Regions from separate parts of the Homo sapiens genome. Here region 2 is linked to region 1. Evidence: read pairs that join two places in POLR2A ChIA-PET (ENCODE). Cell type or tissue: GM12878. All regions are shown on one strand. Each heading gives the region's core, and the rest is flanking DNA. Links, peaks and the distances in the headings are about the cores only.

Region 1 (5,063 bases), core at 385-4,384:
CACATTACATGACTTGAAATTATATTATAGAGCTATAGAACCAAAACAGCATGGCACTGGCATAAAAACAGACACACAGACCAATGGATCAGAATAGAGAACCCAGAAACAAATCCACACACCTATAGTTTACTTATTTTTGACAAAGGTGCTGAGAACATACACTGGGAAAAAGACGGTCCCTTCAATAAATGGTGCTAGGAAAACTGGACACCCACATTCAGAAGAATGAAACTTGACCCCCATCTCTTGTCATATATAAAAGTCAAATCAAAGTAGATTAAAGACTGAAATTTAAGACCTCAAATTATAAAACTACTCAATGAAAACATTGGGGAAACACTCCAGGACATTGCTTTGGAAAAAATTTCTTGAGCAATACCCTACAAGCCCAGGCAACCAAAGCAATGTACAAATGAGATCACACCAAGTTAATATGCTTCTGCACAGCAAAGGAAACAATCAACAAAGTGAAAAGACAACCCACAGAATGAGAGAGAATATTTGCAAACTATCCATCTGACAGGGTATTAACAACCAGAATATATAAGGAGCTCAAACAACTTTATAGGAAAAAATCAAATACTCTGATTTAAAAATTAGCAAAAGATTTGAATAGACATTTCTCAAAAGAAGACACACAAATGGCAAACAGGCACACTAGAAGGTGCTCAGCATCATTGATTATCAGAGAAATGCAAATCAAAACTACAATGAGACATCACCTCACCCCAGTTAAAATGGCTTTTATCCAAAAGACAAGCAATACCAAATGTGGGTGAAGATGTTGAGAAAAGGGAGTCCTCATACACTGTTGGTAGGAATGTAAATTAGTAGAACTACTCTGTAGGATAGTTTAGAGTTTCCTCAAAAAAAACACAAAAAAACAAAAAAACTAAACTAAAAGTAGAGCTACCATACAATCCAGCAATCCCACTGCTGGGCATATACCCAAAAGAAAGGAAATCAGTACATTGAAGACATATCTGCACTTCCATGTTTGTTGCAGCTCCGTTCACAATAGCCAAAATTTGGAAGCAACCTAAATGTCCACCAACAAATGAATGTATAAAGAAAATGTGGTACATTGTTTACTGTATACACAATGCAGTACTATTCCCACATAGGAAAAAATAAGATTCTGTCATCTGCAACAACAAGGATGGAACTGGAGGTTATTATGTTAAGTGAAATAAGCCAGACACAGAAAGACAAATATCGCATATTCTCAATTATTTGTGGGATCTAAAAATCAAAACAATTGAACTCATGGAGATAGATAGTAGAAGGATGGTTACTAGAGCCTGGGAAGGGCAGCAGGAGTATGTGGGAGAAATGGGGATGGTTAATGGCCACTAAAAATAAATAGTAAGAATGAATAAAACCTAGTAATAGCACAACAGGGTGACTAGAGTCAATAATTATTTAATTGTACATTCAAAAATAACTAAAAGAGTGTAACTGGATTGCTTGTAACACAAAAGGTAAATGCTTGAGGGGATGGAAACATCATTTTCCATGATGTGATTATTACACATTGCATGGCTCTATTAAAAAAAAATTGATGTACTCCTTAAATATATACACCTACTATGTACACACAAAAACTTAAAAATTAAAGAAGAAAATTTATAGTGTTTTTTATGACTTAAAATATATAAAAATATTTGGTTTATGTTTCCATTGATTTCTATTTTAATTACATCATGACTAAATATGGAGATCAGTATAAAGCAAAATCTTTGAAATTTATTACTTGAATAATGACCAAGCACTTGGTCATTTTTAAAGATATTTGTTTCCTAATTTTTTAGCATAAAATTACATATTTACATATATATGGGAAGAAAACCCCAGTTAATTTTATTGCTCAGTCCTTTCATTTGCATTGTTAATTTTGTTTGCTTGATTAGTATAGATCTACTTGTGATCAATTCTTTTTCTTCCTATCTCTCTCAATCTAAAAGTGTTTTTATCTTGCGTTTCTTACTGAAAGATCTTTTTTTCTATGTTGAAGTTATTTTCTCTGAGCAGTTTGAAGATACTATTACATCTTCTGGTTTTCAGGGCTGCTAATGAATAATAGTCATTATCAGTATAATTTGTATTCCTTTGTTGGTGACTTTTCTGTCTGGCTGCTTTTCAAAGTGTTCAATTCTTGTATTTGTATATGTTTGCCTTTCATTGATTCTGAAAATTTTCAGCATAATATTTTGCAGTTTTACCCTTTCCCCTATTCTTTATTTTTGTTCTTGTACAACAGATCAGACTTACTCATTAACATTAGGCGTTTTTATTTCATCATCCATTTGTGACTCTAATGAAACTTTGAATCACCTGGGAAGCATATTAGACTACAGATGCTCAGCCCGAGCTACTGAGATTCAGAGTTTTCAGGAGGCAGGGCCCTGGCCACTGGCACATAAATGACTCTCCATGTGACTCTAATGAACCACAGAGTTTGAGAACCACTGTAACTAGGCAACTAGGAACGTAGGAACCAAGATAAGATTGTGCCTCGTGTAGTGAAAGAATGAAAATGTTGGGGGAAACAGTTTGGCACATAGGACAGAGTACACAGGCAGAGAGAATCATACGAATGCTAAAGCAAGGGCTGCTTGTTCCATTTGCAAGCTCAACGCCAACGCTACCCCACTTCATCCTAGTACAACTTTGTCATGTGGGGGTTTCAGCTGTAGCCTTTCACTTTAACGTGAATTTTCTCAGAAATTGACTTGGAAGAAGACCATGCCTGTGTCCCTGAGACATGTATTATGTTTAATATATATACAGAGAGAGAGAGAGAGTTCAATTCACAAATCATAGTTGAAGGTTTCCACAAAAGTACAAGATGCTATTCTTTTTCCCAAAGCACCACTCAGATAATACGCAGGAGGCTGAGTCCACTAAAGGATCCAGTAAAAACTCCATTATTTTATAGGTACTCTTGGCCTAAATCTTTAAAAGATTCAGGAAAATAAATAAAAATTTTCTCACACAAATTATTTCTTTGGTTTTTGTGATTCATCAATAGGCTAAGTGATTTTTCAAATCAGCTAAAAAATGGACACTTATACACACCCACACTCACATACCCTTTTAAGTTCTAAACCAACATAGCCACTTCTGCTATATTTAGCTTTTTTTTTTTTTTTGGCAGCTGGTCCTATTGTTGTATGGATTTGTTTCTTTTTTTTTTTTTGGAAATCTTTTTTTTTTAAATTTATTTATTTAGTTTTTTATTGATCATTCTTGGGTGTTTCTCGCAGACGGGGATTTGGCAGGGTCATAGGACAATAGTGGAGGGAAGGTCAGCAGATAAACAAGTGAACAAAGGTCTCTGGTTTTCCTAGGCAGAGGACCCTGCGGCCTTCCGCGGTGTTTGTGTCCCTGGGTACTTGAGATTAGGGAGTGGTGATGACTCTTAAGGAGCATGCTGCCTTCAAGCATCTGTTTAACAAAGCACATCTTGCACCTCCCTTAATCCATTTAACCCTGAGTGGACATAGCACATGTTTCAGAGAGCACAGGGTTGGGGGTAAGGTCATAGATCAACAGCATCCCAAGGCAGAAGAATCTTTCTTAGTACAGAACAAAATGAAGTCTCCCATGTCTACTTCTTTCTACACAGACACAGCAACAATCTGATTTCTCCATCCTCTCCCCACCTTTCCCCCTTTTCTATTCCACAAAACCGCCATCGTCATCATGGCCCGTTCTCAATGAGCTGTTGGGTACACCTCCCAGATGGGGTGGTGGCCGGGCAGAGGCGCCCCCCACCTCCCTCCCGGACGGGGCGGCTGGCCGGGCGGGGGCTGACCCCCCACCTCCCTCCCGGACAGGGCGGCTGCCGGGCGGAGACGCTCCTCACTTCCCAGACGGGGCGGCTGCCGGGCGGAGGGGCTCCTCACTTCTCAGGTGGGGCGGCTGCCAGGCGGAGGGGCTCCTCACTTCTCAGATGGGGCGGCTGCCGGGCGGAGACGCTCCTCACCTCCCAGACGGGGTCGCGGCCGGGCAGAGGCGCTCCCCACATCTCAGATGATGGGCGGCCGGGCAGAGACGCTCCTCACTTCCTAGACGGGATGTCGGCCGGGAAGAGGCGCTCCTCACTTCCCAGACTGGACAGCCGGGCAGAGGGGCTCCTCACATCCCAGACGATGGGTGGCCAGGCAGAGATGCTCCTCACTTCCCAGACGGGGTGGCGGCCGGGCAGAGGCTGCAATCTCGGCACTTTGGGAGGCCAAGGCAGGCGGCTGGGAGGTGGAGGTTGTAGCTAGCCGAGATCACGCCACTGCACTCCAGCCTGGGCAACATTGAGCACTGAGTGAACGAGACTCCGTCTGCAATCCCAGCACCTCGGGAGGCCGAGGCTGGCGGATCACTCGCGGTTAGGAGCTGGAGACCAGCCCGGCCAACACAGCGAAACCCCATCTCCACCAAAAAAATACGAAAACCAGTCAGGCGTGGCGGCGCGTGCCTGTAATCGCAGGCACTCGGCAGGCTGAGGCAGGAGAATCAGGCAGGGAGGTTGCAGTGAGCCGAGATGGCAGCAGTACAGTCCAGCTTTGGCTCGGCATCAGAGGGAGACCGTGGAAAGAGAGGAGGGGAGAGGGGAGAGGGGGAGGAGGATTTGTTTCATAAGAGATGTTGGTGGGGTAACCCAAAAAGAGATTAAGAAACTAGAGCTGCCTGTCATTAGTTTCTGACATCTTAGACCTTAGTGATCTTATCTCTGGGGCAGAAAAGAACAGAGTAGACATAAGATTACACAGAAATGGTTAAGTGTAGTATTAGTAAAACAATCACCTGGGAAGAGAACATACCCCTCTCTGTCGCGGTGTGATTCCATAGGAAATCAACACACTAAAAGGAACACGCACTTCAGGCAACATCAAAATTGAAGGAAAAACTTTTCCAAAACTGAGTTTGTCATGTCAGATCTAGAAGACTGCATGGAGATTTTCAGTTGCTTATCTGTATGTGGTTATAGTGAGTGGGGAAAAGCTCAGCCCAGGCTCACTGAACTGGAGTGTAACAGCCACTTCATGCCTATTGCCCCTGGT
Region 2 (5,063 bases), core at 710-4,709, 230 kb before region 1:
CTTTCTCTCTCTCTCTCTTTCTGTCGCTCTCTTTCTTTTTCTTTCTTCTCTCTTTCTTTTCTTTTCTTCTTCCTTCCTTTCTTGTTTCTTTTCTTCCTCGCTCCCTTCCTTCTTTCCATCTTCTCTCTCTCCCTCCCTCCTTTCCTCTCTCCTTTGTCTGTCTTTCTCTCTCTCTCTTTCTTTCTCTCTCTCTTTTTTTCTTTTTTCTCTTTCTCTCATCTTTCTTTTCTTCTTTCTTTTTTCTTTTTTAATGATTGTCATTTCTATATTCAGGGCTCTCTTTCTTTTCCCCCATGGAAAAATTAAGTCTATAAGCAATAAACTCTTTTAAACAAATTAGGCTTAAAGTTGTATCTTTAAAATACTAGCTATATAGCATGGCTTAGCCCTGATGAAGGCATTCTGAGTTTTTCTGAATTATTGATTGTGGATTCAATGCTTGGAAATTTAGTAATTGCTGATATAGCAAGGGAGCCTGCATGTAAAGAATTCTCAGTAAATTCTTTAGTCGAGTTGTACAAAGAAATAACCAACACATTTATAAAAATCCCACATTGTCACAAAGTAAATTATTAGTTGATTATTCTCCTTATACAAATTTGTATACATATATATATGGTTTATTTAAAGCTGGCAATTCATGTGGACATTTATAATAAAAACTATGTTTCTGTTGCATTTAGACATTCATTTACACTCTGCCTTAGAATTTAGATTTCAGGGCTTGCTGTTTTTGTTTGAATTAAGGTTGTTTTTTTTTTTTTTTCTCATTTGTATTGGTTTCTCAATGTCTTTCCTTTGAGGTTTTGAACGTAAACTAACATTGCCAGGTGACTTTTTCACATATAATTCTACTATCTGAAAGACCTGGGAAAAGCTCTTTGACATTGATTTTCTACTGAATGGAGATTTGAGCTGGGGTCTGCAGAGCCTCAGGGATCTGGGGCATGCTTCAGGTGCTGCAGGGAGTAGGGGGTGGGTGGAAGAAGTTTGGGGCTGCCCCAGAGTCCCCTCAAGCAGAGTCTTGGAATTTAATTTATGAATTTTGACTCAAAAAAAGGTTTCTTCCACTTTAACTACATTTGCAAAATACTAATTTGGAGGTTTTCTTGAAAAATTATCACCCCTCCCACTACCCTCCACTACTTCGTTTCCTTTTTATTAGCTCATTGGTTTAGTTTTGTCCCGGGACCAGTTGTTAAAAGCTTTCACAGATCCACAATTCCAGACACTGTGTGTGGAGACTGGAACGACTTAACCCATAATGCCCTATGCTCAGCTGAGACCCAGTAATGCCCTGTGCTCAGCTCAGAGGCTTGTTTGTCCCCACTCTGTAGTTTCCATATGGGTTACTGGGACCTCCTACTCTATTTTATTTTATTTTATTTTATTTTATTTTATTTTATTTTATTTTATTTTATTTTATTTTATTTTACTTTATTTTACTTTATTTTACTTTGTTTTATTTTATTTTATTTTATTTTACTTTATTTTATTTTATTTTGAAGGCAAGCTGCTTTAATGATAGCAGGCCATTCACTCCACTGCTTAAGTATAACCCTGCAACAAGAAAGTGCTGTTAAAACATTGTTTAAATCATGCACTTTCTCTCCTCAAAAATTCTTATTGGCTCCTCAGTTAGAAATTCAAATTCCTTCATAATTTGACAATTATTTAGGTCTCCATTAGCATTTTTTTACTCTATCCTGACATCCACCTTGCCCTTAATTTACATCGGACTATTTGTGAACCAATCATTTATTTTTACATCTCTGCACTTGGCTCCATCTTGTCTTTTAACTGGGCTTCCCTCTGCCCATGCAAATCCCTTTGTAAAACCTCCACTTTTGCCTCAAAACACACTCAAGTGGCACCTGCTATGTGCAGGATCTCCTCCAGCACCTCATATCCTCCCCAAGTTTAATTTCCTCTTGCCCAAATGTTCAGCTCTCCTCCACCTCCCTGGTTACTCCTCTGTCTCTGGCATCGTTTCCCCCACCTGTGATGTCACAGTCTCCCAGGACTCTGTCCTTGGCCTCTTCCTTCTCTCCCTTGCTCATCTCACCCAGTCACATGTGTTTAAATACCCACATTTTCATTTCCAGCTGAAACCTCTCTCTCCTTGACACTTCACTCAGAGATTTAACAGACGTTTCACATTTCACATGTCCAAAAATAGACCTGATCATCCCTACCCCACTTGCTCCCTCCTAATTTTCCCATCTCATTGATGACTTCATCGTTCCAATTATTCAGGCTAAAACCCTTGAAGAATAAATACCTCAAACCCCCTCCTCCTCTCATAGCTCACCACGTCCAGTCTGTATGAAAACCATTGGTGCTTTCCATTTCAAAATATCCAGTATCCATCATTTTTCATGACCTCTGCTGTCACCTCCCTGGTCCAACCCCCATCTTTCTCATCTGGATCATTATAATAGGTTTCTAAGTGGTCTTCATTTCTTCCCTTATTCCCCTTTAGTGTACCCCTAGCCAAGTAGGCAGAGAGATCCATTTAACATATGAGTTCGATCATATAGCTCTTCTTCTTAAAAGTCCACAGGAATTCTTCATTTCACTCAGAAAAAAGGCCACCATCCTTGGGCCTCAGGGCCTCAGGGCCCCATGTAGCCTGGTGCACTTCTATGACATCCTCTATCCCCTACTCTCTGCTGTAGCCAACCTGGCTGGCCCCCTTGCTCTTTTGCAAATATGCCAGTCATTCTCCCACTAAGGACTTTTGCACTAGTTCTGTTTGCCTAAAATATTTTTTCTCACAAACAGCCGCTTGGATAACTCCCTCACTTCCATGGCTTCACTCAAATATCACCTTCTCTGTGAGGCTTGCTCATATCACCCTATGTAGCACTGCAAGTTGCCACCACCTACAAAACAGACCTCCTGATCCTCCTTACCCTGGTCTTGTTTGCTTGTTTTCATGCCACTTTATCAGTCTCTAATATGCTATCATTAATCATCTATCTATCCATCTACCTAGCTATCCATCTACTTATTTATTGTTGCTGGAACCTGAGTTGGGATGGCTTAGATAATTACAGATGCCTGGAATGTCTACCCTGGGGCCATGCCTTGAGCCTCATTTCTGGCTGTCACTGAGTTTCCTCTTTTCTTCTCCGTGAAGTATCTTCTAGAGGTTGAATATTCAAAACAGCTGTCCTGCTCACATTTCTGACACCTAAACTGGGATGGCTGAACTATTGGGAGCTTGCTGGGGGTCCCTTTTTTCCAGCCCCTTCTCCATATGGCTAGTATGAGTTTCCTCCCAGCATGGCAGTCTCATGGTAGTTTTCCTTGTTACCTGGAAGCTCAGGATCCCCCATCAGTGAGAGCTTCAAGTGCCCTTTGCAGAGGCTGCCAGGCTCCTCCTGACCTGCCTCTAACAGTCCATGGCATCCCCTTGCACCACACTGAATTGGTCCCAAATCAATCATGTAATGCAAAGTTTGTAAGATTCATTCATATTCTAGTATGTCTCAGTACTTCATTTCTTTTTATTGGTGAATAATATTCCATTGTATGGATACGCCATGATTTGTTATTCCATTTTTCTGTTGATGCTCACTTGCATTGTTTCTAGCTTTTGGTTGTGAGCAGACTGGTGGTTGTCAGGGGCTGGAGAAGGGGTAAGAGGAAATAGAAATAACTGCTTAATGGGTAGGGGCTTTCCTTTTGGGGGTGAAGAAATTCTTTTGGAACTAGATGGGGTAATGATTGCACAACATTGTGAAAGTACTAATTACTCACTTTTAAATGGTCAATTTTAATTCATGTGAATTTCACTACAATAAAAAGAGAAAAATAGTCAGTTACAAATCAGCCCAGATTGAAGAAAAGAGGACTACTCAGGGTATAAATAAATACTTCGTGGTCTCACAAACAGCCACTTGGGTAAATCCTCACCTCCATGGCTTCACTCAAATATTAGTTTCTTTGTGAGGCTTGCTCAGATCACCCTATATAGCACTAAAAGTTGCCACCACCTGCAGCACAGCCCTCCTGATCCTCTCTTGTATATACAAGCATGTATACACAAGTGTATATATCCACGCTTGTATATACAAGCATGGGGGCGAGGAGCTCTGCCTATTTGTGGAATGGTTGCATTCTATGTTTTTATCTTAGTTCCTCATGTGAAGGTGATTTTCCCCACTAGCCTCTCTCACAACATTAAAAAAAAAATAAGGGGCTGGGCACGGTGGCTCACGCCTGTAATCCCAGCACTTTGTGAGGCCAAGTTGAGCAGAACACAAGGTCAGGATATCGAGACCATCATGGCCAACATGGTGAAACCCCATCTCTACTAAAAATACAAAAATTAGCTTGCTGTGGTGGCACATGCCTGTAATCCCAGTTACACTGGAGGCTGAGGCAGGAGAATCGCTTGAACCTGGGAGGCAGAGATTGCAGTGAGCCAAGATGGTGCCACTGCAGTCCAGCCTGGTGACAGAGTGGGAAAAAAAAAGAAAACAAGATATCATAGCATTATTTCTCATAAAACTAATATAGTACTTGGTAGGTATTATGGACTCAGTTAATCATTTTTATTCAATGCCTACGGTTTTGTTCCAAAAAATCTTTATGAGTTGGTTGTTTGATACTCAGTGTCTGTTTTTCTTTAGGAACATTGGAAGCAGTAGTTAAGATTCTATTGTAGTGTAGTAACAAGAGTACTAGCTTTGTAGTCAGTACCCCTCTCAGAAAACTATGTGCCAGATACTGTTTTAAGCTTTTCATATATTATTTAATCCTCAGAGCAACACTGTGAGGAAGTTACTGTTCTGTATTCATTTTATAGATGAAGAAACTAAGGCATAGAGGAGTCAGGTAACTTGCCTAAGTTACATTATGTGTAGTAAAGATATTAGGATTCAAACTCAGACAGGATAGCTTCATAGTCATGCTCTTATCCTCTCTGCCACAGGCCTCTTAGCTTTGATGTGTAAACTCCTAACCCCTAGTTTCTTTATTGGAAAAATGGGAATAATCTTCTTCCCAATGTTACTTTTGGTTTTAAATTAAGATATGTATTGGAAAATGTTTTG

The links. ChIA-PET counts read pairs that join two places held together with the same protein. Peaks named below come from ENCODE experiments on the same cell type or tissue, not always from the same donor. Only the 100,000 strongest peaks of a DNase experiment are listed, where the experiment ranks them.
Region 2: POLR2A ChIA-PET joins it to region 1 with 5 read pairs; 2 of 35 experiments call an interaction of 5 or more read pairs at or near these places.

Annotation. Positions count from the first base shown.
Region 1 is chr20:11,509,588-11,514,650 of GRCh38, forward strand. No RefSeq gene overlaps it. Among named protein-coding and RNA genes, the nearest start is that of LINC00687, 360 kb to the right of the region's middle. In GM12878, for the core only: no CTCF peak of the experiment used is centred there; a DNase peak (open chromatin) is centred at 2,476.
Region 2 is chr20:11,275,942-11,281,004 of GRCh38, forward strand. No RefSeq gene overlaps it. Among named protein-coding and RNA genes, the nearest start is that of LINC02871, 250 kb to the left of the region's middle. In GM12878, for the core only: no CTCF peak of the experiment used is centred there; no DNase peak of the experiment used is centred there.